Regions from separate parts of the Mus musculus genome. Here region 2 is linked to region 1. The links are chromatin loops, found by intact Hi-C in ENCODE. Cell type or tissue: left cerebral cortex. All regions are shown on one strand. Links, peaks and the distances in the headings refer to the core of each region. The heading gives the core; the rest is flanking DNA. Region 1 has its middle 26 kb from the start of Gm29896. Region 2 has its middle 110 kb from the start of Gm29896.

What was found. Peaks named below come from ENCODE experiments on the same cell type or tissue, not always from the same donor. Only the 100,000 strongest peaks of a DNase experiment are listed, where the experiment ranks them.
Region 2: a loop joins it to region 1, with 2.8 times the contacts of the local background. A loop is called at or near these places in 2 of 42 quality-filtered maps.

Annotation. Positions count from the first base shown.
Region 1 is chr8:113,107,439-113,119,974 of GRCm38, reverse strand. No RefSeq gene overlaps it. Among named protein-coding and RNA genes, the nearest start is that of Gm29896, 26 kb to the left of the region's middle. In left cerebral cortex, for the core only: a CTCF peak has its summit at 8,097 (motif pointing left); a DNase peak (open chromatin) is centred at 5,619.
Region 2 is chr8:113,245,134-113,257,669 of GRCm38, reverse strand. No RefSeq gene overlaps it. Among named protein-coding and RNA genes, the nearest start is that of Gm29896, 110 kb to the right of the region's middle. In left cerebral cortex, for the core only: no CTCF peak of the experiment used is centred there; a DNase peak (open chromatin) is centred at 7,219.

The DNA.
Region 1 (12,536 bases), core at 3,106-8,105:
TTTTCTTAGGAAAGGGGCAAATGATATCAGCCACCCAATAGCCAAAGGACCCCATTTTTAACTTCCCTGTGCATATATGTATGTATAACTTGTTGAATGCTAAATGATTGAGTTCATAATTTGATTATTATTCTCATTTGGCTGTCATTCTTTTGAATCAATAAAAAAAGCTTCTTTTAAAAATATCTTGGATAATAAGGCATGGAAATACTGCTCATTTTCAACCAAGGAATGGAAAAGGTGGGTCACGAGAAGATGGAAAAGCAGGTCCATTCATCTCTCCAAAGACAGTCCTGTTAAATCCTAACTATTATCAGTATTCAGTGCAACTAACCCTCTCATTCTTGAAGCCTGCCTGTAGCTTGTGTATCAACTTCAGGGCAAGAGGGCAGCACTTGACTGGAAGTAACCTCACATACACTAGCAGGCTATAAGGAAAGATACTTTATCTTGTTCCCTTATGTATTAATAGCATGTTGCACACTGCTTAAGATAGAGAAAGAGTATAATAAGTTTCTGTTGTTTTATTTGTTTGTTTGTTTGTTTGTTTGTTTATTGAGACAGTGTCTCACTCTGTAGCCCACATTGGCCTTGAACTTACTACATAGCCCAGGCAGGCCACGGAATTCACAATTCTCTTGTCTCACCCTCCCAAGCTCTGAGAGTGCAGGCACGCACCATTACATTCAGTAAAGTGATTTTTTTTAATTATTAAGTAACTTGTGAGACTACCGCATAAGTCTAGCAATTGATTTAATTGTCAATATATTAATTATGTGGGAAGACCAGATGGGGTCTTATGTGCTTACTTTAGAAAAAGGAAACTTTTTGAATATATTGTGGATTTTGTTTCTAAATCATAAAATTATAGCAGTAGACCAGGGGGATTTAGTGATTTGATGAGCCGTGGAATTAATTGCTTGCTCTGCCCACTTTCAATTACTCTCCCCCTTGTTCAGTCTGTTAAAGATGCTAGGACAGTTTGTTTTACATTTTAAATAGCAGGTCAAATCACCTTTCAGTGTAAACAGGGAACTGTAATCATTCAATTTGGTAGGCGAAACAGTAACCAAGGTAGGCGATGAAAAAAAATCTCCCATATACAAATTTGAAGCAAATGTGCAACCTAGAAAATATCCAAGCATTCCATATTTTCTGATACAGTTCCCTAAAGACAAAGACAATGTCTTTGCCGTTATTTTATGATCATTATCAGTACCAGTGACATTCTGACAAGCTTCTTTAGGCCCTCTGGGAAATCTGTAGAAGTTCACTAAACTTTTCTCACAGAGCACAACTCTCTTAAAACTAACAATGCAACTATTTCAATCATTATTTCTTAGCATGCCTACTTATCACTGACAATAGAAGTCTATGAGCTGGGTGTTCCCTTTAGATGGCAAAGAAAATATGGGCCTTGTGGGGCATGCTTGAAACGCTGGACTTAAGAGGTAGGACAGGGCAGAAAGACATCAAGTTGAAGCAGGCTTGGGTTATATCAAGCGACCCCGCCTTAAAACAAACAGAATAAACAGGGGATGGGAATGTAGCTCACTGGTAGAATTATTTCCTACTACATGCCAGCCTCGGGCTTGGTACTTAGCACTATCAAATTTTTTTGTTGAGAGAGAGAGAGAGAGGGAGAGGCAGAGACAGACACAGACACAGACAGAGAAAAACAGAGACAGAGAGACAAGCAAAGACAGAAAGAACACAATGTCCGGACCTTGTTAATATTATTGCAAATAATACCTACATCTCTTCAGTCTTCAGATAACTTCAAACTATCAAGATAACAACAACAACAAACAATTCTAAGTCATGTTCAACTTTCCTACAATCCAAAATAAATCTTCCTTTTCATGGCACTGCCTTATAATTTCATCAAAGAAAACTGAATGTATGAGCACCTATAGGGTTAAAGCCATGTCTCTGAACACAAAGGGCTTTCTGCTTGATTTCCTGAGTTCAATCCTCACCACCTACATAAACAGGTGAATTTCAGTGCTGGGGAGGCAGAGACATGAGGATCCCTGGAGCTTACAAGCCTGACAGTATAGCTGAACCTGGTGAGCTCTAGGTTCAGGAAGAGACCTTACCTTAAGGAACATGATGGAAAGAAACTCAGACAACTTAGTGTTGTCCTCCAGCCTCTATATGCATGCACACACACACACACACGCACACATGTATATCCACACCAAAACACCAACTAAATAGTTAAACTATTTAGAATAGCAGCATACAAAAGCTATCTGGACCTTATGATTGTCTGGTATCAGAGCCATGTAAAATAAGACATCACTCACTAAGAGAAAACAACATCTAATGGCAGCATCTATTTAACACGTTTGTCATTCAGCTCTGTGTTTTCTAGGTTCCTAGCCAGCCTCATTTCTCCAACAGTGTTCCGTTTCAGAGTTAACAACCTGGGACTCGACACGACAACAATTAAATCCAACTGCTGCACGTCCTTACCTGGCCAAAGGGCAAGCAAGAAGCTGAATCAGATTCGAATCAGGCTGTTGGGAATCTGGACTCTGTGCCGTTTTCTCTTCGCCTCCTTGACCTCTACTCACACACTGCTAACTCTGTTTTGGTTTAGTCATGTTGCTGGCAAATTGTGCATTACACCAACAGCACAGGCTGAAGCATTTTGCCACTTAGCGGCTGCATTAAACTCCACAAAATGGCTGCATTCCTTGTAGAGTGACCATTCCCACTTGTCCTAGTTAGCATTAACAGTCAACTAGACACGGCCTGGCATCACCTGAAGAGGACCTCAGTGGAGTATTTGTCTTTAATTAGGTTGGCCTGTGGACAATTTTTTGCAAAAGGCCCAGCTCACTGTGGGTCAAGCCATTTCCTGAGCAGGTGGGCCTGGGCTACATAGAAAGCTAGCAGAGCATGTGTGAAAGCAAACCAGTGAGCAAGCTGACAGACAGCTCTCCTTCAAGGCTTCCGACTTTTCTCAGTGATGGGCTGAGATCCGGAGGTGCAAGGAAAAAAAAAATTAATCCTTCTCGTTTCATGGTTGCTTTTTATCACAGCCACAGAATGAAACCACAAAAACATTACCATCTCAATTTCTGGTTCATTTAGCATTCACCCCTGGGAAAGGTGTCAGACATATTCTGTGAAAACCTATGAAATTCAGGAGTATGGTATTGCTCTTCTGAGAAAAATTTTACAAAGCAGAAAAAAAAAATTAGACTGTCAAAAAAAACCCACTTCCTGGTTGGAGTTATAATCTCTCTTAATTATTTTTATTGCTGCCCAGCCTCATTGGAACATTTTGTTTGTTTGTTTTTGGTTTTTCGAGACAGGGTTTCTCTGTGTAGCCCTGGCTGTCCTGGAACTCTGTAGACCAGGCTGGCCTTGAACTCAGAAATCTGCCTGCCTCTGCCTCCTGAGTGCTGGGATTAAAGGCGTGCGCCATCATGCCCAGCAATTTGAACTTTTAAAATAGAAAAGTGTTCCTCTCCCACCAACTTTCTCTAATGATCTAGGCTAGCAATTTTGTGCAAGGGACGAAGTGGAAACTTCTTTCTTTGGAAAGTCAGTTATGTCAATGGACAGTTCACTGAAGCAGGCACAGGTGAAAGGATGATTTGCTAAAGCAAACATGTGAAAGGATGAAGAATTCTTCATGGCACACATGCATTGGTTTGCTTTACATTGTGTTGTGGATCTCCTCTTGTCGTGACTCCAGAGAGAGAAATGCACTAAAAAAATTAAAAATAAATAAATAAATAAATAATAAATAATGTCTAGTGGTGTTCTGGCGGCTTCTTGCCACACTGCCTTGGTCTTGGGCCGATTGGCAAAGTGATGTCAGGTGATAACAGACTCACATGGTGAGGCAAGGCCCATTGGAGGACACATGATGTTTGGAGGGAGGATAAAGAGGACTCAGTGGACAGTGACAGTGGCTTGCTTGCATAGCTAGCTTTACAACACTCCACTGGTCTCTCAGCTTTGCAGAGAGAGGTACAGTCGAGAGCTTCTCCTGGCATCCCTGGTGGTCCTTGGTTGCTCTTGTTGACTCGGGCCAATTGGGTTGAGTCCTGGCTCTATCTGCTGGGTCATGCCACCTTGCTGATTTGTGTTTGCTAGCTTAACCCTACTGAACTGGACCGATGGTATATTCATGAAGTAGTGGGGAATGGATCAAAGCTGCCCCTGCTGAATCCTGTGAGCTGAACTGCTGCTGGCTTCCTGACAACACAGATTGGATTTGCTTCAAAGTACAATTTCTATACAGGCCCACTTCTCCCAGATCCCAATAGCCTTTCTTTTCCACTACCTCTGGTGGGTGGTGAGCTGAAAGGGAGGTTAGAGCCTACAAAGGGGTTCCATGAGACTAGATTTCTTCCTTTTATTTATTTATTTTTCTTAAAATTGTACCAGAAGTGTTACTTTCTTCTTGCAGCTTTGCATAATCCTAGAGGTTACATACAGGTCCACCAACCCTGGGGCAGCATCCCTCTTACCTGTAGACTAACCGTCATTAACAATAAAGACTTCCATGTCTGCCTGCATAGATAGAATGGAAGCCCCCAGCAAGAAGCTCTCCCTCTGTGTAAGCAAGCCCCTTATCACTTATGTTGCTATCATCAATCTCTTCTTTTTTCTTTTGAGTCAGGGTTTTCCACTGAAGCCCAGGCAGGTTTGGAACTCACAGCAATCCTCCAGTTTCAGCCTCTTCAGTGTGGGGAACACAGGTATTTAATTAGCTCAGAACTCCAAGAGGAAATCCTTCATTATGCTGGGAGGCCTGTGCCTTAGAGTTGTACAGTGTATATTCTCACCCTTTCCCCAGAAGATACGTTATCGGGATTTGTACTCATAGACCCACAGTGAGTATTGATGGTTAAGGGGGACTTGAACTCCAGACTCTGCAAATGTACTCATCAGACACAGATGGCATTACAACGGAATATGGAAGTGTGTTGAACATGGGTGTGCTACTGACAACTGAACCAGATGATTACTGGGAAAGGGTCATGTGAGCAGAAGTGCCGTGGGAACATCCCATCCACTACAGGATATTTAACAGCACCCTTAGCCTTTGTCTGCTGGATTCCCTTAAGCCCTCCCTAGTCTTCACAATCAGAGATGCCTCTCATGTCATCAAATATGGTCTTTAGTATTGCAACCTCTTCCTCAAGAAGAAGTAGACTATACTAATTGGCACCCTCACTTCTGGCCAGTCACATTGCCAGTGATAGAGTTTTTGTTTTTTTTTAGAATAAAAATTCCAGCAGTGTTTCTCTTATCCTAATACTTTTTAACCAAGTCCCTGTGTCTGCAGAATTTATAATTTGCACTGCAAATAATGACATTGTAGAAAGAACTCCTGAGATATTAGCATTGTACTGTGTCTGCCAAGAAGGGCCACTCTGACCTCAGTTAGTGAGTTGACCTCCCTGGATTCCTTAGTCCTTGATTTCAACAGCCAGGCTAAATGATTTACTACACTCTTCTTACTCACAGCCTGGGCTCCGTTATACAATCCAGTTATTCATGCAGATTCGGAGAGACTGTCTTCATGCTTGGTGCTATGTTCAGGCCAAAGCTATTTTTGAAATATTTAAGAAATCATATCCATCTGGTCTGCAACACTTTCTAGGAATCAGCATTTAAGCAAGTGTCCTTCCTCTGTGCTGACATGAAGCCCTGAGCCAACTTCCCACATCACAGTACTTTGAAATTAAGTTTGTTCTTTTGCAGCAGTCTAAAGACTGAGCTGTTTCATTCCACTTTATTTTTTATGAGATCGTGTAGCCAGTGAGATGGCTCAGCAGCTAAGAGCACAGGCTCCTCTTTCAGAAGACTTGAGTTGTGTCTGCAACACTCGTGTTGGGTAACTCACAACGACCTGTAACTTCAGCTCCAGTGGATCTCAAACCCTCTTCTGGCTTCCTTGGGCCCATGCAGTAATGCGCGCGCGCGCGCACACACACACACACACACCAATGAGAATAAAAGATGTCTTTAAAAATTGAGATTCTAAATCTTATTAATTTACCATTTCCTGCCATTAAAAAAATGAGTAAAAATTTCCAAACCTAAACCCTGTCTATAGAGTAGAAATAACAATAGGGGGGAAAAAAGAAATAACAATATGTCTTCCAAAATAAAATTTAATGTTTAGCACCATTTCTATAGTATGCAAGCATTTTTTTGGAAGCAAGTGCAGTTCTGTGAGGAGATTCTTCTTTAGGTACATACAAGAGTGGGGATTCTTGTCCATGGCCTAGATCATACAAGAGTGGGGATTCTTGTCATTATCCATGGCCTAGATCAGAGGGATTGTAGTGTTCTTGACTTTGTAATGCCAAAAGAATTTAGTGCCCTGACATAACGTCAAACTAGTAAGAGCTGGCACACGCAGGCTTCTGTGACATATGCATATAGTTTTACTTGATGGAAACTGTGGCTCCATTGACCTACATGCAAACCAACACATTTACTTCTTGTGCATGATCTAGATTAAGTTAAAAAATATAAATTTCTCTTAATTTGCCTAATTTGCATACAGTGTCCTTTAGTTGTAGCATTTAATTAATATTGTAGCTCATCAAAAGTGCTGAATAATAATATTTGGACAATCCCTAATGGCCACATGTTAATTCAGATTTTTCATACCAGAGAAATTAAGGCTCAAAGTGGTTGTGTTAGAACCTAAGGGTATCTATGTTTGTGATTATTCCCCAAGCTGCTAATTATTCTCCTAATATATGATAAGTAAAAGCAACTTGAATGCAAAACGCATCTTATCACGTGACACCTTTACATTCCTGTCACGTGGATGCTCAGCCCAAAGAACCTAATAACATGTGACCATGAAAGCTGATCTGTGCACACAAGAGGATGGTAAATGAAATGTGGATTTAAAATGTTATCATGCATTCATGGATGAAACTGATGTTATGGAAAACTAAATGCGATTCAACCGAAGAAGTACTCAGGGAATGGCTGGAAGTTAGGTTGGACTGTAACCCAGCAGTGGGCTCACCTTAGCCCACTAGGACCTGGATGTAAAAGAACATGTCGACCTTAGGACTCCTTTTTCAAAATGTTTTATTTTTTGCTTTTTTTAAAAAATAAAAATAGATTCTTACAATACAGCCTGATTATGTTTTCCCCCTCTCCCTGCTCCTGTCAGGACCTCCACACCTCTCCTCTCATCAAGATCCACTCCCTTCCCGTCTCATTAAAAAAAACAAACAGGCTTTTGAGGGATAATAAAGTTAAATGTAATATAATAATATAATGATATATAAGAAAACTTATTGCATCAGAGTTGGACAAGACAAGCAAACAGAAGGAAAAGAGCCCAAGAGAAGGCACAAGACTCAGAGATCCACTCATTCACACACTCATGAATCCCATCAAAACACTAAACTGGAAGTCATCATATAAGGGCAGAGGGCCTGGTCCAAACCTGTGCAGACACTATGCATGCTGCTTCAGTCTCTGTGAGCTCATATGAGCTCTGACCATGTAGAGTTAGACGGCTTGTTTTCTTGGTGTCTTCCATCTCCTCTCGCTCTTACACTCTTTCTACCTCCCTTTCTGTGGGGTTCCCTGAGCCCTGTGAGGAGGGATTTGATCCAGACATCCCAGTTAGGGTTGAGTGGTCCAAGGTCTCACTCTCTGCATGCTGTTTGGCTATGGTGTCTGTAGCTGTCCTCATCTACTGCAGGAGGGACTTCTCTGATGATGGCTGAGTAAGGCACTGATCTATGAGTACAGCAGAATGTCGTTAGGGGTCATTTTATCGCTGCAATAGGTTTGTTTATTTCTGTGATAGAATAGTAGTATTTGGTTTTATCCTAGGTCTCGGGGTATCTAGTCTCTTGTCCTTGCTACCCAAGCAGTTTTGGGTATTGGTTCCATCTTTATTTTGAATTCTGTATATATGTATATCTGGACTCATGAGTGAAGGTACCCTCAGAGGCCAGAAGAGGGTGTTAGATGCCCTGCAGCTAGAGGTACAAGTGGTCAAGAGTAATATGGGTGCTGGAAACTGAACTCAGGTCCTCTGGAAGAGTTGCAAGCAGAAGTGAGAATTGAATCACCGCCCCCTGGTGACGGCCCTTGAGAACTGCCCAAGAGTTTCTGACACTTAGAATTGGTAAAAAGCTAAGTTATCAGAGATGGGGGTTAAAGAAATCCAATAAAGCGTACCGAAAATATATAAAAGGACCCAGTTTATGTAGCAAAGGTGCTTACACCCTTAGGGTGAGGCGCTGAGGTAGACAGACTGATATGATTACGGAGATGGAGGGAACTTTGGCTTCAACACTTTTGGTAATTCTTAAAATCCCCTGAGGATTGACAGAGCCATAACTTTTGGTAATAATATTCATGTTACCACATTACCGATAGCTTCCAACATTAGCGTGTTCTCAAGACACAGATTTCTGGATTATGATTATCTGTTAGTATAGCTTTATTAGAAATCCTCTATTGTTTTGCTATGAGAAAAGTCAAAGTGTGAAATTTGATTATAATTGATACAATTTCCATTTAGAGTACAGAGAATGAGGTCATAAAGAAAGACACTAGGGGACCCAGCACAATAATTATATAACAGTAATCAGAGACATTTTGTAAAGGTTGTATTTTATTTTTACTCATGTGTACAAGCCCCGGTTCCCTCAGAGACTAATGTAGTGCATGGATGGATTCTCCTGGCACTGGGGTTACAGGTGTTGTGAACTGAGATGTGGATGCTAGGAGCCATTGCAAGAATAGTGCATGCCTTTAACTTCAGAGTCATCTTTCCATACCCAGAAAACATCTCTCTCTCTCTCTCTCTCTCTCCTTTTTGGATCCAGCTGGAATCAGCCTAAGAGGAGAAACGTGAGTGCTGTTTTGCTATTTTGTTTTTATTTATTTATTTTTTTTTACTTAAAGAAAGCGTTTCATTATGTAGCTCAGGCTGGCTGTTTCCTAGACTACAACGTATTAAACTATTTGCTAATTTTTATTCCTTATTAGAATAAATATAAATACAAAAGTTTCCATGAGAAATGATTTAGGAGTGTTGGGATGATTTTAAGCATAAATGTGCTTAGGATATTTTCTCTCATGCCAAAATAAAAACAATGGTGGTCAGTTCTTTATTTTTATTAGGTACTTATTTTTCTTTGTTTTTAATTGCAAGGATATATGTGTACCTGGGTGTTGACATGTGCACATGTGTGTAGGTGGCCACATTGTCCAGAAAAGGGTATTAGATTCCCTGGAGATGTAATTCTAGGTGGGGGTAACTTGAGTGGATCTCATCCACAAGAGCTGCACATGCTCTTAACTGCTGAGCCATCTCTGCAGCCCCTAAGCCTGGTCATTTCTGCAAAAGGCATAAAGTGACAGACATGAAATATTTTTGTTTATTCTCTCTCTCTCTCTTTCTCTCTCTCTCTCTCTCTCTCTCTCTCTCTCTCTCTCTCTCTCTCTCTCTCTCTCTCTCTGTCTCCTGAAATGCATGAAAAGGAATCTTTGCATACATTTTCTACTAAGCTAGGTATATCCTGAAGACCTTACCTTTAGCAATCATTTAGTTTGACTATGCAAACAAGCATACACTGTATTTGTTTGACTGTTTTGGCATGGCCTTTTGAAGTACAGAGTCTGCATTGTTCTTTGTGCCAGGTTTACACTTATACATAATTAGATAGATAATTAGCCTAACATGTTAACAAATCTCATAGAGAAATGTGACTTTCACCTGACCTCAATCCCATTGCTACAAGGCTACTCCCTGTGGTCCAGCCTGCTGGCTTCACAGTAATATGGGTGTGCCATGCTATGGCTGACAATGGAGCATTTTGAACCTGCCAGCCTGCCCTTCCCTCCTCCTTGGGCTAGTTCATATCTTTTCAGCTCTCAGGTCAGGGGCAAGCTCTGCCAACCACATTCTCCACTGCACAGTCTCTGTACTAAGTTGCTGTTTCTGTTTCTCTGCAGTGCATATCCTCTAATGATCTTGCTTATTGATTGTTTTCCTTGCCTGTCCTCTTGCTTCCTCTACCAGCATGTGGCTTTCAAGGAGGCAGGTGTTTTGTCTGTCAGGCTCACAGTTGAGCTCCTAACTGGACACTTCCTGGTGTGTGGCATGCATTCACACATCATTTTCTGGATAAACAAATGAAAGAGAATCCTCCTACCATACTCAATGGAGAGATAGGATGCCAAGCTTCCCTCCCTAATTCCACACCCAATATCACTGTATTTTTACAGCCCTTCCTCCGTGCAAAGTAGACAAGATGTTAATAACCCATTCTTCTCAGTGTTTGCCAAGTTCTTGCAATTTATTTCTAAACTTTCTGTTTCTATCTGCTTTACAGTCTCACATAGATGTTTGCTATGGTAGGACCTCATATCTAAATACCACTTTACTATAGACAGTTACTTTAAAATTTAGGAGAGAGAGAGAGAGAAAGAGAGAGAGAGAGAGAGAGAGAGAGAGAGAGAGAGAAAGGAAGGAAGGAAGGAAGGAAGGAAGAAAGGAAGAAAGGAAGAAAGGAAGAAAGGAAGAAAGAAAGAAAGAAAGAAAGAAAGAAAGAAAGAAAGAAAGAAAGAAAGAAAGAAAGAAAGAAAGAAAGAAAGAAATGGTTCTGTTGATACAGTGCTCTCCTGGCATGCACAAGACTATGGCTTCCATCCCTAGTATCACATGGGGACATGGTAGTGCATATCTGTAATCCAGGCACTCAGAAGGTGGATGCTGGATAATCAGAAGTGAAAGGTTATCCTTGGCTACATAGTGAATTCCAGGTCACCCTGGGCTACATGAGACCCTGTTCTATCCTCCTCATAAAAGGAAAGCAACAGGCAGAGGCAGGCAGATTTCTAAGTTTAAGGCCAGCCTGGTCTACAAAGTGAGTTCCAGGACAGCCAGGGCTACACAGAGAAACCCTGTCTCGAAAAACAAAACAAAAAACAAAAAAAAAAAAAAAACAAAAAAAAAAAGGAAAGCAAAGAGTTCCATTCTTTCACATCCTTCATCACTGGGAATTTGCAGCTCTTCCCCCTTTGGAAATAAGGTTATTTCTCCTGTGCCTGACTCCCTCCTTGTTTGAGGATATGTGTTGAGGAGTAGAAGTCAGCGATGATGGTGAGGCTGTTACCATGCAACTGTTTCTCTTAGAAACTCCTGGCCACCTTGGGGAAGAGTCTGGAGAGCCTGACTCACAGTCAATTTAAAGAGGTCAGAATCCAGGTGAGATCATACTGCCTACCTGACTCACTGAGTTAACATAGATAAAGTAGTGTTGTTACCTTGGGGAGGGGGAGGGACTAGTAGAGCCCAGACTAGCTTCAAAATCCCTAAGTAGCTCAGTATGACCTTGAAGCTCAGGTCCTCTTGCCTCTATCCCCTAAGTACTAGGATTATGACAATGTGGCATAATATCACTCTGAATGTGTGTGTGTATGTGTGTGTGTGTGTGTGTGTGTGTGTGTGTGTGTGTGTGTGTGTGTAGCTGGGGATGAACCCTTAGATCTTTTACAAATTAAGCAAGTACTCTACCAACTATGCCACATCCCCAGCCTTACTGTTTTCAATGGATAAATTTTAAGGTGATTTGCTGTGCAAATAGATGCCTGACAGAGAACACAGTATCTAGATGTGAGATGTTACCATAAAGAAATACATAAAATTCAGAAAAGTAGCTGAGAAAACAAAGAGCTGGGAAAGAAATTACAAGACCCTTAACAAAGCCTGGAAAGTGACATTTGATCAGTTCTGGAAATAGGGAGTTTATTGTAACAAACAACAGCCAAAATTGCTGCTCATGGGTGGAAAACAGAAACACCACATTTAAGGAATGCTAAGTTCTGAAAAGACATCCTCCAGTTGGAAAATTAAAATGTTGCTGGTTTGTGCTATACATGGAGGTATAACAAGAGTCAAAAGCTGGTGGTACATTAAGCACACCTCACTAAAAAGCAGACCCTAGCTCAAATTCTCAGCATCCTCACACATCCATAGAGACACACAGAGAGAGAGAGAGAGAGAGAGAGAGAGAGAGAGAGACAAAGACAGATGGAGAGACAGAGAGAGATCTACAGAGAGAGACAGAGACCAAGACAGATAGACAGACAGACAGATAGACACACACACACCCACAGATACACATAGAGACACAGAGACAAAGACACAGAGACACAGAGACAAAGAGACAGAGACTAAGACAGAAACAGAGATAGAAACAGAGAGAGACAGAGACATACAGACACACACACAGACAGATAGAGGCACAGACAGAGAGACAGACATATACATGAGACAGAGAGAGAAAGAGAGAAAGACAGACAGACAAACAGAGAGAACCATAACCCATTTAGTATTTCTCGTATATGCATGTTTTTAGGGTTGCCGATCTGAGATGGGCTAGCCTCTCATTCCTGGAGAAAACGGACTCCCCATCTCTCTCAGCAGTCACTGAATAAGTCTCTCTCTCAGTCTCAGTAGATTTCTTCATATGATGCAGTCAGGGAGGGGGAGGGTGGCTTATGAA
Region 2 (12,536 bases), core at 5,026-10,025, 140 kb before region 1:
TTATTAATCATCTGGGGCAAACATACTACTTTTTCCCTAACATATACTGGGAGGGCTATAAATTTCTACTGGCTTGGCTGTCAATGCTCTTCTTGGGCTTCTAGAAACAATTTCAATGGATAAATTTTGAGGCATGCTAAACTGTGCAAACTGAAAATCTCTAATCTGACAACCCCAAGTTACAGGAATGCCCATGAAACTGTCACTATAGCCGAGATACACCTATACATGTTTATCCATATTTTCATGCCCATTAAAAACATTCCTGTCAAGGTCCCACCTCAATTGCTCATTCCTCTATTCATAGCCAAGTCCTGATGGGCTTGCTCTGATAATAGATTGCAGATTATACAGTTTTATACAAGTGGTCTCATGATTGTGTAGTTGTATGTTGTATGTATGTGTGGAAGGAGGGTCTAGCTTCTATATGTAATACTTCTCATTAGATTCATTTATATTTTTAATATCTTTTAGGCACATGAGTACTTTGCCTGTGTGTGTTTGAACATATGAGTAACTATGCCAGGTGAACAGAGAGGCTAGAAGAAAAGAGTTAGATGTCCTGCAAGTGGAGTTATTGATGGTTGTAATCAACATGTGACTTGTGAGAACCAAATTATATATCCTGGAAGAACAGCCAGTTCCCTTAACTGCTGAGCTATCTCTCCAGTGCCCACCCCATTTTATTAACAATTTCATAATATGTATATAACATGCTATGATTATCCCCCTGTACACACACACATACACATACGTTCTCTTTTCTCCCTTCCTCCCTATCAGCATCCATATCTGTCTCTTCCAGTCTCCTTCTAAAAGTCATGGCTCTGGATTTTGTTTTGTGACCCATCTAGTTTAACCTGGATCAATGAGACCTCCTGCTGGAGCCTGGTGGCATTCTCAGTGGGCACACAGCTAAAGTCAAGGACTTTACCTCTCCTTCAGTCTATCAGCAGCAAGTAGTTCAGCAAGGAGGGATGGGGCCCACTAGGCCCTCCCTTCATCCATGTCATACTGTCCAGGAGCCCATACTTGTGCAGACCCAGTGCAGACATATGTGTTGTGTGCATCAGTACTTCATTTTGTCTATTACTGAGTTACCACAGCCGTTGTCTGGATTCATGGAATGTGTTCATACACTGAACAACTGATCAATATTTCAGTTGTTTTCTGTTCTGGGTCTATTTTATACAAAGCGACTATTATATCAATGCTCATGCATAAACATTTTATTCAAATATGCTCTCAATTCTTATTGATAAACACATAAGAGTGGCATGCCCCACTATATGTGGATACAAATTTTACTTTTGAAATATCGTTTTCATTGATTAGCTTTGTTACTTGACATGGACATCATGTATTCTTGTTTTCTTCCCCCCTCTCTCTTATCTCTGTCCCATCACTATTAAGGCCCCATATCTATACAAGACTCTTTCCAAGGTTCATAACCTTAAGTTTTATTTTTGACTTATTAAGTATAGCTAGGGCTATTTGAGTTCCAATGTTGGGTTAGGAGCACCCAGTTACACTTGGTAGAATCCTTGGAACATACATGACTAAATGCAATGATTTCTCTGTTCCCTGAATGGATCTGTAACAGCAAACACTGACAGTTAATATAACTGTAACACACAAATAACACTGAAAGATGGGGGGGGGGACTGATTCACTATGAAGGAAGGTCCCAGTATTCCAAATTGGCTGCACGATTTTGTACCAAGAGCATCTGAGAGCTCCAGTCATATCTCATCCCCATTGACGCTCAAAATTGGAAGTCTTAAAATCTAGATTTTTCAGGGTTCTCTCCAATGGCACACATTCTCTCCGATGGCAGAATAATTAATAGCATGAATTTTTCTTATAGAAGATCTGAGATTGATTCCCAGCACCCAGGTTGGACAGCTCATAGTCTTATGTAACTCTAGCTCCAGGGGGTTCAATGACCTCTTCTGGCCTCCATAGGCACAGCGTGCTGTGTGTGGTGTGTGCATGTGTGTGTGTGTGTGTGTGTGTGTGTGTGTGTGTGTGTGAGACAGAGAGAGAGAGAGAGAGAGAGAGAGAGAGAGAGAGAGAGAGAGAGAGAGAGAGTTTAAAAATATAAATATTCTAATGGAGGCAGAACAGTATCTACCAGTTTTACTTTACTTCTTCTTTTAATGTAGTATGTTAGTTATATCCCTAATTATATAATTTGACATCATTATAACTGGTACTGCTTTTAATTTTAATTTTTGTTAGCCACTGGTGTGTGAAGATGCCATTAATTTCTGTATACTGATCTTGTGCTCACATTACTATATTTATGAGTTTCAGGAGATATTTTTGTAGATTTGTAGAATGTTCTATGCAGATATTTATACTTGAGGATACGGTTTTATGCCATATTTAGCATACTTTTCAATAGATACCATTTGGGCCAAATTGGGCATGGAAGTCTTCTATGTCCTTCCAGATTTCTGTGTAACTCATGAATTGTTGAGAAGAGAATGTCTGAATATTTAGATATAAGGCCAGCAAGATGTCTCAGCTGATGAAGACATTTTTGCCTAGAAAATCTGAAATTTTGAGTTCTCAAACTGTCCCCTGATTCCCATACAGGCCTCATGGATAACACACAATGCATACAAAAAATACACAAACACACATACATGCATATACATACAGGCACATGGGCATGCACACACACAAAAACACATGCACCTCCTCATATGCACAGGCATTTGATAAGAATGTTTTGGTTTTGAGTCAAACATTTTTATCCTCATGTAGTAATTGCTTATTTTTCTTGTATGAATTCTGTTGAAGTCATGGGAAGTTATTTATTTCATATTATCTCAATTTTGGATTTATTGATGACAATTTTTGTTGCATTAGGTTTTGCTTAAAGTAAATAGAATACACATTTAATTTATAATACTCTAAGTTCTACACTGTATACCTTTTTCCTTATGATATAGATATATTGCAGTTGTGTTTAGGGATAAAAATACTCAGAGAAATAAAGGACAGGTTTTCTTCATGGACAGAAATCCTGGTTAGGGATTTTAGGGGAATTCACTAGATTTGATGTTTTCCACAAAATGGGATGCGAAGACACAAATCAATGTATTGTCCACAGACAATACCAAGTCCTAAGGTTACATTGTCTATGTAAAAATCACCAATGAGGGAAGAGTTGAGATATTTTTCCTTGTTTAAGTATAAACATCTAATCAACAGTCCCCCAATTACTCTCCAGACCACTAGGATAGGCATCACACATGAGCATCAATCATGTTACCAGTCAGAGATGGATCTGCAAGGCGGCATCTCAGCTGGGACCCTGCAGCAGAATTTGGATTCCTTTGGCTCCTTGCATTAGTCACTCCAGGAGAGCAATTCACATCCCATAAATCACGGTCAGACGGTGACTCATAGGGCTGTCTGAAATGTACTCATCTTAGTCTGTGTGCTAGAATTAAGGAGGATCTGAGCCTGTCGCTGTGACGGGTGTGTCTGTGTAAATGTGGTTCTCAAGGTACAGATTTAGTTCTTGCCATTTTAGCATTACAAGAACACCAATAACCTTTTAAGACATTCTACTGGGGCCAGATCAGATTTCCTGTTGCCTGGGTCTTTCAGTTGGAAGGAATTAAAGGTGGAATTCTTAGACTGACATGGTGTGTGTACATATCTAGAATTAACTACTTCATTTTATATGCTATTTATTTACATATTCATGTGTGTATGTCTAGGGGTACCTCAAGAGTTCAGAACAGAGGTTTTAGATTCCTTGGAGCTGGACTTGAGGAACCAGATGTGGGTGCTGAATAGAGGAACAAGTGTTCTTAACTTCTGAGTCCTCTTACAGTTCCTATAACTTGTTTCTAAAGCATCAAAAATGGTGCCAGATGGCTTAAGTTCATTTCCTGTATCTAGACAAAACATTATATAAATGAATTGTTAAATGTTTTTTTGATAGTATTTATATAATCAAGAGAATTGCCTGGCGAAATTAGGAAGGCATTTTTATGATAACCAAAGAATTATTAGTTTTAGTTGTGAAGGTATTTGACAATAACCAGTCAACTTTGTCAAAGAGTTTACAATAGATTGGGTGAAAGAAAAAGTATAACTGCAGTTCACATATTGCCACTATGTGTATACACACACACACACACACACACACACACACACAAACACACACATGTGCGCATGCACATACATACACACACATATACACACTCACAGAAGCACACACACACACATGCACCCTCTTTCTCAAACACACACACAAACACACACATATGCACATACTCTCTCTCTCTCTCAAAGATACACACTAATAGATGGGGACCCAAATGAGATTGACCCCATTAAGCTCATGTCTTTGAATACTTGGTTCCCAGTTGGTAGAACATTTTGGGAAGGATTAGGAGGCATGGCCTCTTTTGGAGGAGGTGTGTCACTGGGGGTATGGGGTGTGTTTTGAGGTTCTAAAGGCTCCTGTCATCCTCCATGTCCTCTCTCTATCTCCTGCTTGTGGTTTGAGGTATGAGCTCTCAGATGTCTGCTGACATACTTTCCCTCCACCTTCCTGCATTCTAACCCTCTAGAACCAAGAACAATTACATGCTTCATTTTGAAAATTGCCATGGCTATGGTGTTTGATTCAAGCAGTAGAAAAGTAACCAACACAATGTATATTATATATTATATTACATATTATATATTCATATATGTATATACAAACAGGCAGGTGATTATCACAACTTGAATCCATTGGAGACATGGCAAGAAGAATTTTAGTGCTGCCTATAAAGGAGAGTACAAACTCTGACTACAAAGGAGATGACAAAGAAAACAGGCCAATTTCCTAGTCCAATCTCTCTTGCTATGCAACTCAGCCTACTTGAGTCTCTACAGCAGTTTCCATATGGTTTAGCAAAAACAAGAAATTCCTCTAGCATGTGGCTGTCTTTTGAAATAGATGTTTAACTTGCAGCTTCACAAACTGATTTCTTTTAAAGAGACATATGCTTAGTGGCTCTTGCCTTTCAGTTTCAGAAATTGCTTATTTCGCTGTGGTGGCTGTTTACCATGCGAGGTCTGATGATGGCATGCTATTCCCCTGTGTGTCCACTGACAGTAAATGTGATGGATATCGTCCTGGGAATGGCTTTGATTTTATTCCCTAGATGGTGATTCAGAAATGCTTATTATTTAGGTAAACTATAACACACACACACACAAATCCATGAAATTGTCTTTAAATGTTTCCTCAGAAAAGTAAGATTGTAGAGGGAACCAGGAATGTTCAAATCTTCCCATGTTTGTGGCACTATAGTATGCTGCGACACTATACTATGTTGTGGCACTATAGTGTGTTTGTGGCACTATAGTATCTTGTGATATTATAGTATGTCTGTGACACTATAGTATGTCTGTGGCACTATAGTATGCAGTGGCACTATAGTATGTTTGTGACACTAGAGTATGCTTGTGACCCTGTCACCTGCTTAAAAGCTTAGTCTATATTCAGTGTTCGATGAACAAATAAAAATTAGGAATTTAATTTTATTTCATGTTATAGGTATAGAGGGTAGGAGAATGCTATTATGGAGCATAAAACTGTTTGTTTGGACTCCTGTGCAGACAGTACAGTCATAGTCAGTCCCTAAAGTTTCGGTTTATATGAAGACTTGTTGATATGACCATTCTACCATTGAAAAATCTGGCACCATCCTTCTAAGCAGAAGAAGTATCAAGAATAGAAGTCTGGAGATGGGCAAACTTTAACCCCTTTAGGAAGTGGAAATGGGCCAGAGAGTTGGCTTAGTGGAGGAGTGCTTCCTCTTCTTATGGAGGACCCGAATTTGGTTCACAGCAGCCATGTCAGGTAAGTGAGTAGTCCCTGTAACTACATCTCCAAATATATGTCATAAACACATATAAATCTTCCTAATCATGAGTTTAAATTTAAAAATTAAAAAAAGGAATCACATGAAACTAAAATCATCTTTGTACCGAAGGGAATAATCAGCAGGTTTGAGACAGAATGGGAGTCTATAGAGAATAAAGAAGGACTTTTCAGTTATTGTTTTGACAGAAAATTTATATTTAGATTATTTTAAAAAGATTAAACAGAAATGCACACATAATCTGATTAATAAATGTAAAAGTGAACTGCGATGATGTTTTCCAAATGAAATTGGAAATGAATAACCTGAAAAATATAGTTCAACATCTTCAGATGTCAGAGAAATTCAAATCAAAACTATATAAAGATTTCATCTGACCACAATTAAATCAATTGTGATCAGGGAGATAAAACAACTAAGGTCAGCAAGGGTGTCAGAGAAAGACACCTTTGCACACTATTTGGTAGAAGAATCAACTGATCTGGCCACTATGGAAATTGTGTAGAAGTGTCTCAGAAAGCCAATGATAGAACTATTACAGGCTCCTGCTGCACTGCTCATGTGTATCTACCCAAAGGAATCAAAGGCAGAGTAAAGAAGAGATACTTGTCTGTTCATATTACGAGGAAATTACCTACAATAACATGGAAGCCAGCTAGTGCCTGTAAGGGAATGGATAAAGAAAATAACGAGCACTTGAGGACATGTGTGCACACACACATGCAAACATATGCACACACACATGCACATGCATGAACAGACACAGGCACACACATGCCCTTGTGCACATGCATGCATGCCCACACAGAGGCACACACATATATGTATATATACACAGTTGAGTATCACTCAGCTATTAAAGAAAGCTAAATCATGCCATTTGCAGGAAAACTAATAGAAACAGAAGCCATGTTTAACAAAGCAAGCTGGACTCAGAAAGCCAAGTTCACACACTTCCTCTTTTTGTGTGGAGTCCACTGAAACAATTCATGGAAGTAGAAGGAAGACAGTGGGAGACTATTGGGAATAAGACATGTGCTAGTGGGTGGGAGGGTGACAGAACTGGGTAACACGGAAGATACGTGTAATGAAAGCACTTTACAGACATGAAGATGCTTTTTTTCAATTTAACACATTCTAGTGATAAGAAGAAACAGTACCCAACTGTTGAAGCTTTAGATAGAATGTTTTGACTCAAGGTGGAGTCATTCAACCAGCTGACTTTGTTTACTCATCCTTCTTGGCCTCACAGGAATACTGGCTGAGCAATCCACCTAACAAGAAGAAGATGCTAATTCTGGTCTGGCTCATCCATGCCTGTCCTTCCAGTGACTCACCGTCCTTTGCTGTCTAGTCTCTGTGATCAGTCTAATCTAGAAGCAGTGGTAGGTGGTGGTAGTCACTTCCAAAATGAAGAGAAGGAGCAGTTTGTTTGTTTGCTCATTTGCTAGTCCCATCCCGGGCCAAGTTGTAAGGGAAAGCCACCTGTGACATCACAGTCCTGGGAAGAGCAGACTCAGTAAAGAACCATGAACTCCACATTAGTCATGAGTGACTTGGATTGCCTGGGGTAATGCATGTTTCTTTTTACTGCTAGAATATATTAAACTGACAAAATCCTGGGGTTTACATCTTCACACATGTATGTAAAGTATGTTCATCACACACATCCCCTTCTTAACAATGCCTATCCACTGGCATGTTTCTTGATCCTCATAAGCAAATCCTAAAACTGCAGCAAACCTTCAGAAGTCTTGGCCTCATTGCAATCTCATGGATGATCCAGAGCCCTAAACAACCCAGGTAAACCCTTTCTGAATCCTTGACCCTCACAAACCATGCTACCGTTCACATTGAGTTTTTAAAAATCTTTAGACAAGGTCTTATATGTTCCAGATAGCCAGAAACTCCCTCCACACCTGAATATCTCCTCCTGCCTCTAGCTCCCAACTTCGGCGACTGTTAGTGTGTACAACCGTACCACTACCTTATGCTGTCCTACATCCAGTGCTCACTGCTTGCTAGCTATGTGATCTCCAACCTGAGCTTTATCCCTGACACCAGAGTCATATTTTTTAAAGCTCCAATCAATATTGTATTCACCAACACCTAAAATAATAACTAATATAGGACATATGTCTTGAAAGGCTTGAAACAGCATCTTCAGTGTTTATGTTATCCACCAGAAACTACTTTTCTAAAAAACAAAACAAAAAAATAGCTCTTCTTTATACAGAAACCGTATGAAATTCAAATATCTTTAAAAGTTAATAAAGTCTTAATGTCATTTAATTATCAAATACTCAGGGCACTTACTTTCCAGGTAAGCCCCAAGCCTCAGATATGGGTGTTTGCTGCAGAATAAGATAGCTCCAACTCATGTAGAGAGATACTGCTCCATTTCTATAGCATATATGATCTTTAATATGGAAGCTATAGAGAGTAGTGCTCATAAAAATGCTCCCTCACATGCAAAGTTCCTGAGCATACATGGAGATGCAAACACAAACAGCTTCTGTTTTTAATGTCCACCTCTTCCTTCTCTAGGGGACTATGTATTTTAATAATCTAAATATCAGTGCAGAGGTGAAGTTCAGTGGTTAGAGCACACACGTGAGCAGGCATGCAAACACAAAGTACGTAAGATAAACACACAATTAAAATGAGATGGAGAATTTAAACATTTGGCATCTGTCTTTATCCACCCTTTAATTAAAAATACTGAAATGGTCATGGTATTTTTTATAAGTTTCCCACATAACTGAGTACAGTATATAAACCTGAAGGTGATATCCAATGCTTCACACTCCAGACATCCATACTTGTGTGTAGTCTCCTTTCCTTGAGGCCAGAAAGGCCCTGTAAAGTGCTTTTAACCAATGGAGGATAGCAAACATCCCCAGTGTCACTTCTATAATGATACTGCATTATAAAAGAAAGACTTGCTCAGCTGACTGGAGCTGGGGACTCTCCTTGTGAATCTAATGAGGTCAGTGGTCATGTTGAAGATGTCCTCACTCTGGTTAGGAACTGCAGTTGACTTCTAGGGATTGAGGACAGCCTCTAGTCAACGGTCAGAAATAGTCAGGAGCTCACACAGCCAAACAAGAATGAAAGAATTGTTCCCCAGTGAAGCCTTTTGATGAGAATTAGCCCACTGGCACTTGACTGCTACTTTATGACATCACGAACAGGGAACTAGCCAGGCCATTCCTGTTCTCCCGACCCATGGAAAAACAGGGAGAGCACACTTCTGTCATCTTCTAAGTTTGTTCTCCTCCCCGACCCCCAGGACTGAGGATTGAAGGTATGGCCTTAGACATGCTAAGCAAATGCACCTATGCTGAGCGATATTCCTAACTCTTTTCACATTTCAGACACAGTCTCACTAAGGTACCCAGGCTGTCCAGGACACCCTCTGCAGTGCAGATTGGCCTTGAGCTGTGAATCTGACCTTTCTGCTTTAGCTTTCCAAGTAGCTAGAGTTACAGGCCCGAGCTTCTAGAGTTTTGATAGCTTGCTACTCAGCTATGAGAAAATATAATACATATTGAGATTTATTATTATGGTTATCCATGCTCCTAACCTTATGCATTTGTTTCTATTTTTGATAATAAAATATTATGTCTTTGTTGTTGCTATTCAAAATAAATTTCAGTTCTTTCAGAAGCAGCAACAATGGTAAGTGAAACAATTTCTTTACAAGAGCAAACTCTCCTTTGACTATTTTCATAATACTTCAGGAGAAGGTGTCCACATGCGTTTTCTCTCCGGATATTAAATGACAACAAATGCTACACTATATTAACACTTCTTATTATGGTTTTATATGCAGATAAACCAAAGAGGAGCAGGAAGCAAAGATCATTTGCTGCTGCTTGCTTTGGAGCTTATGAATTTTACTATACAGAATGTGATCATGGGAACATGGATGCTGATCACTGATAGAGTTCATAGGTATGAGGTCTTGGGTTCAGTCTCCAGCCACAGCATACCACCAACACCATCAATGAAAATGTATCCCTGGTAGGGGAGGGGTCCTGATACAACGAATTGGGTTAGTTACCATGGGGCAGAATAATCAACTTCCATTTATCAGAAAGGATTGACAATCATCTATTCATGAGCCACTTTCATTATCAACCTGTGGATGCATGATGATGCCTGTGTTTAAACAAATAAGTATGATTTGCCTGATTTCAGTATGGTTTATGCTTTTATGCAAACCTCAAACTTTTATTTGAGACCATGTCATTTCATCTGCTGATTTGTCATAGCTCAAGTGACCGAGGAGGTCTAGGGTGAGCCAATATCCTTAGGACATGCATGATAGGAATATCACTCTCAACTCATAGTAGCTGTGCTTGCCTGCCTATGATTGGTCCAAAGTCAAGCCAGTTACTATACCAGCATGGGAGAGGGATGGGATTACAAGCTCCCATCTGTGGTGGAGGAGCTATGCAGATGGATGCTAGGGGTGGGTCAGTTTCCCTTATGGCTGTGGTTCTTGACCATATACAGTAGATGGCCCCAGACCCATGCATGTATGGGCAGCTGTAAATGGACTCAGCGGACTTCTCTTCCCCTTTCCTCATCAATTATTCAGCTATACTCAAGTATAAATGTTCTATATTAGTTTTGATTCCCCAATAACTGTATGCAGGAGGTAACACTGTGTTCAATCTAGAGGTGAGGGAACCGAGGCTTAATACAATCAGCATTGAAGCAAACAGCATTGGAAATTTCAGTGGAACAAATGGTCAAAAGAGAGCAGAAATGAAAGGGATTTTAAGAAATAAAAGTAGAGAGATAACAGTGACATGGAAGAGGGTATCTGAAGAAGGAACATTGATACAACTTATATCTTCAACCTAGGGTCTGGCAAGATAACAGATGTATCAGATATAAAATACATCAATATGAGAGCTACTGGAGCTTACAGCATCGGAGGATCATTTTCCTGTTGGATGAAGATATATCATAAATTTTTAAGTTACAGTTATTTCTTACAACTGTTTATTTATTTGAGTTGGGGGACGTACATGGAATGGCATGTGCTTGGATGTTAGAAGACAATGTGACAAAGTTCATTGTGCTCTTATTCCATGGCGGTCCAGAGGATCAAATGCAGGTCATCTGGTATGACAGCACCCACCTTTTACCCACTGAACCATCTTGACAGCACCTTCGTGTGGAATATCGATGCCTGTATATAATGATAATCCATTATGGTTAGAAGAGATAGAGAGTAAGAAAAACAATTCTTCTGGGGGTCTGGAAGGATGGCTCAGTGGTCAAGAACAGTTGCTGCTTTTCCAGAGGACTTGGGTTGAGTTCTCAGCACTCATACAGTGGCTCACAATCATTTGTAACCCCAGTTCTAAGAGATCCGACACCCGATACTGGCCTCTGCACACCTGTGCACATACATCCACGCAGGAAAAGCATTCATATCCATAAAATAAATCTAAGAAAACCACTTAAAAATAAAAATAATTCTAGTCCAGGGAGACTGGATAGCCAACAGCAGAAATATGAGGAAGCTCATGTCAGAAAGTTTTTGAAGTTTAAGAACATCAAATGAAATAAAGGCAAAAAATGCCAAGATAGAGGATTTTCTCTTGGACACGATTTTTCAATCAAACACAGTAATTTATTTAATTTGGTGAGATAGCCAAATAGCTGAACTGCTCTTATTCTTCCTGATTGAAATTGAAAAACTCTTCAAAGAGTACTATTAGTTCCTGTGGGTTACTTTATTTTAGAGAGTGATCTGCAGGCATTATCTGACTGGAAAAATCTCAGCTACTTACATTTGCACACACCAAACTGCCTGCCACAACTGGGCCGAGTGGCAGAGGCCTAGATGCTCAGAGGCAGAGACAGGAGGATCATGAGTTGAAGTACAGCCTGGGTTATATAGTGAGTTCAAGACCAATGTAGGCAATTAATAAAAAATACCTATCTCAAAATAGCAAGTAGAAATATGGCCAGAAATGTAGTTGAGTGATTAAGCACTTGCCTGACACTGGGGACCATATGGATGGCCAGGGCTATGCATAACTGGGCCCACTATTCACTGAATGCAGTATTCAGGAGAGCCAGCTCCGTTACTTACCAGTGGCAGCACTTGGGAGAGCCAATCCTGCACCTCGTCCAGGCAGAATGAGTGAAGCTGGCCCTGGTGGTGGGATATGGGTAGGCTAGCCCCTATGGAGTGAGTGTTGGAGAGCCGACCTTACCACTCATCTGCTGTGAGGTGGCACAGGAGCAGAGGTGATGTCCCCATGATCCACCCCTCACCAACCCCAGCAGTTGGAACAACTGCCCACAGAGTCATGAACCAAAGAGAGCCAGACCTACCTCTCACCAGATGCAACACCCTAGACAGCACAGTAGGGCGGGCCAGGCCCCAGGGTGAGAGCTCAGGCGAGCTGGTCCTACTATGTGACTGCCATGAGGTAGCCTGAGTATGGTGGGTGATGACTTCTCCTGCCCCCACCACTGTGGCAGTCAGGAGAATTGGCACTGAGGTCATAAGAGCAAGTGAGCTGGCCCCGTCTTTGCTTGCTGGCATGCAGGGAATGGGTCTATGCAACTTCATCTGGGCAGCCCTGGTGGCCCTGGTGGAGG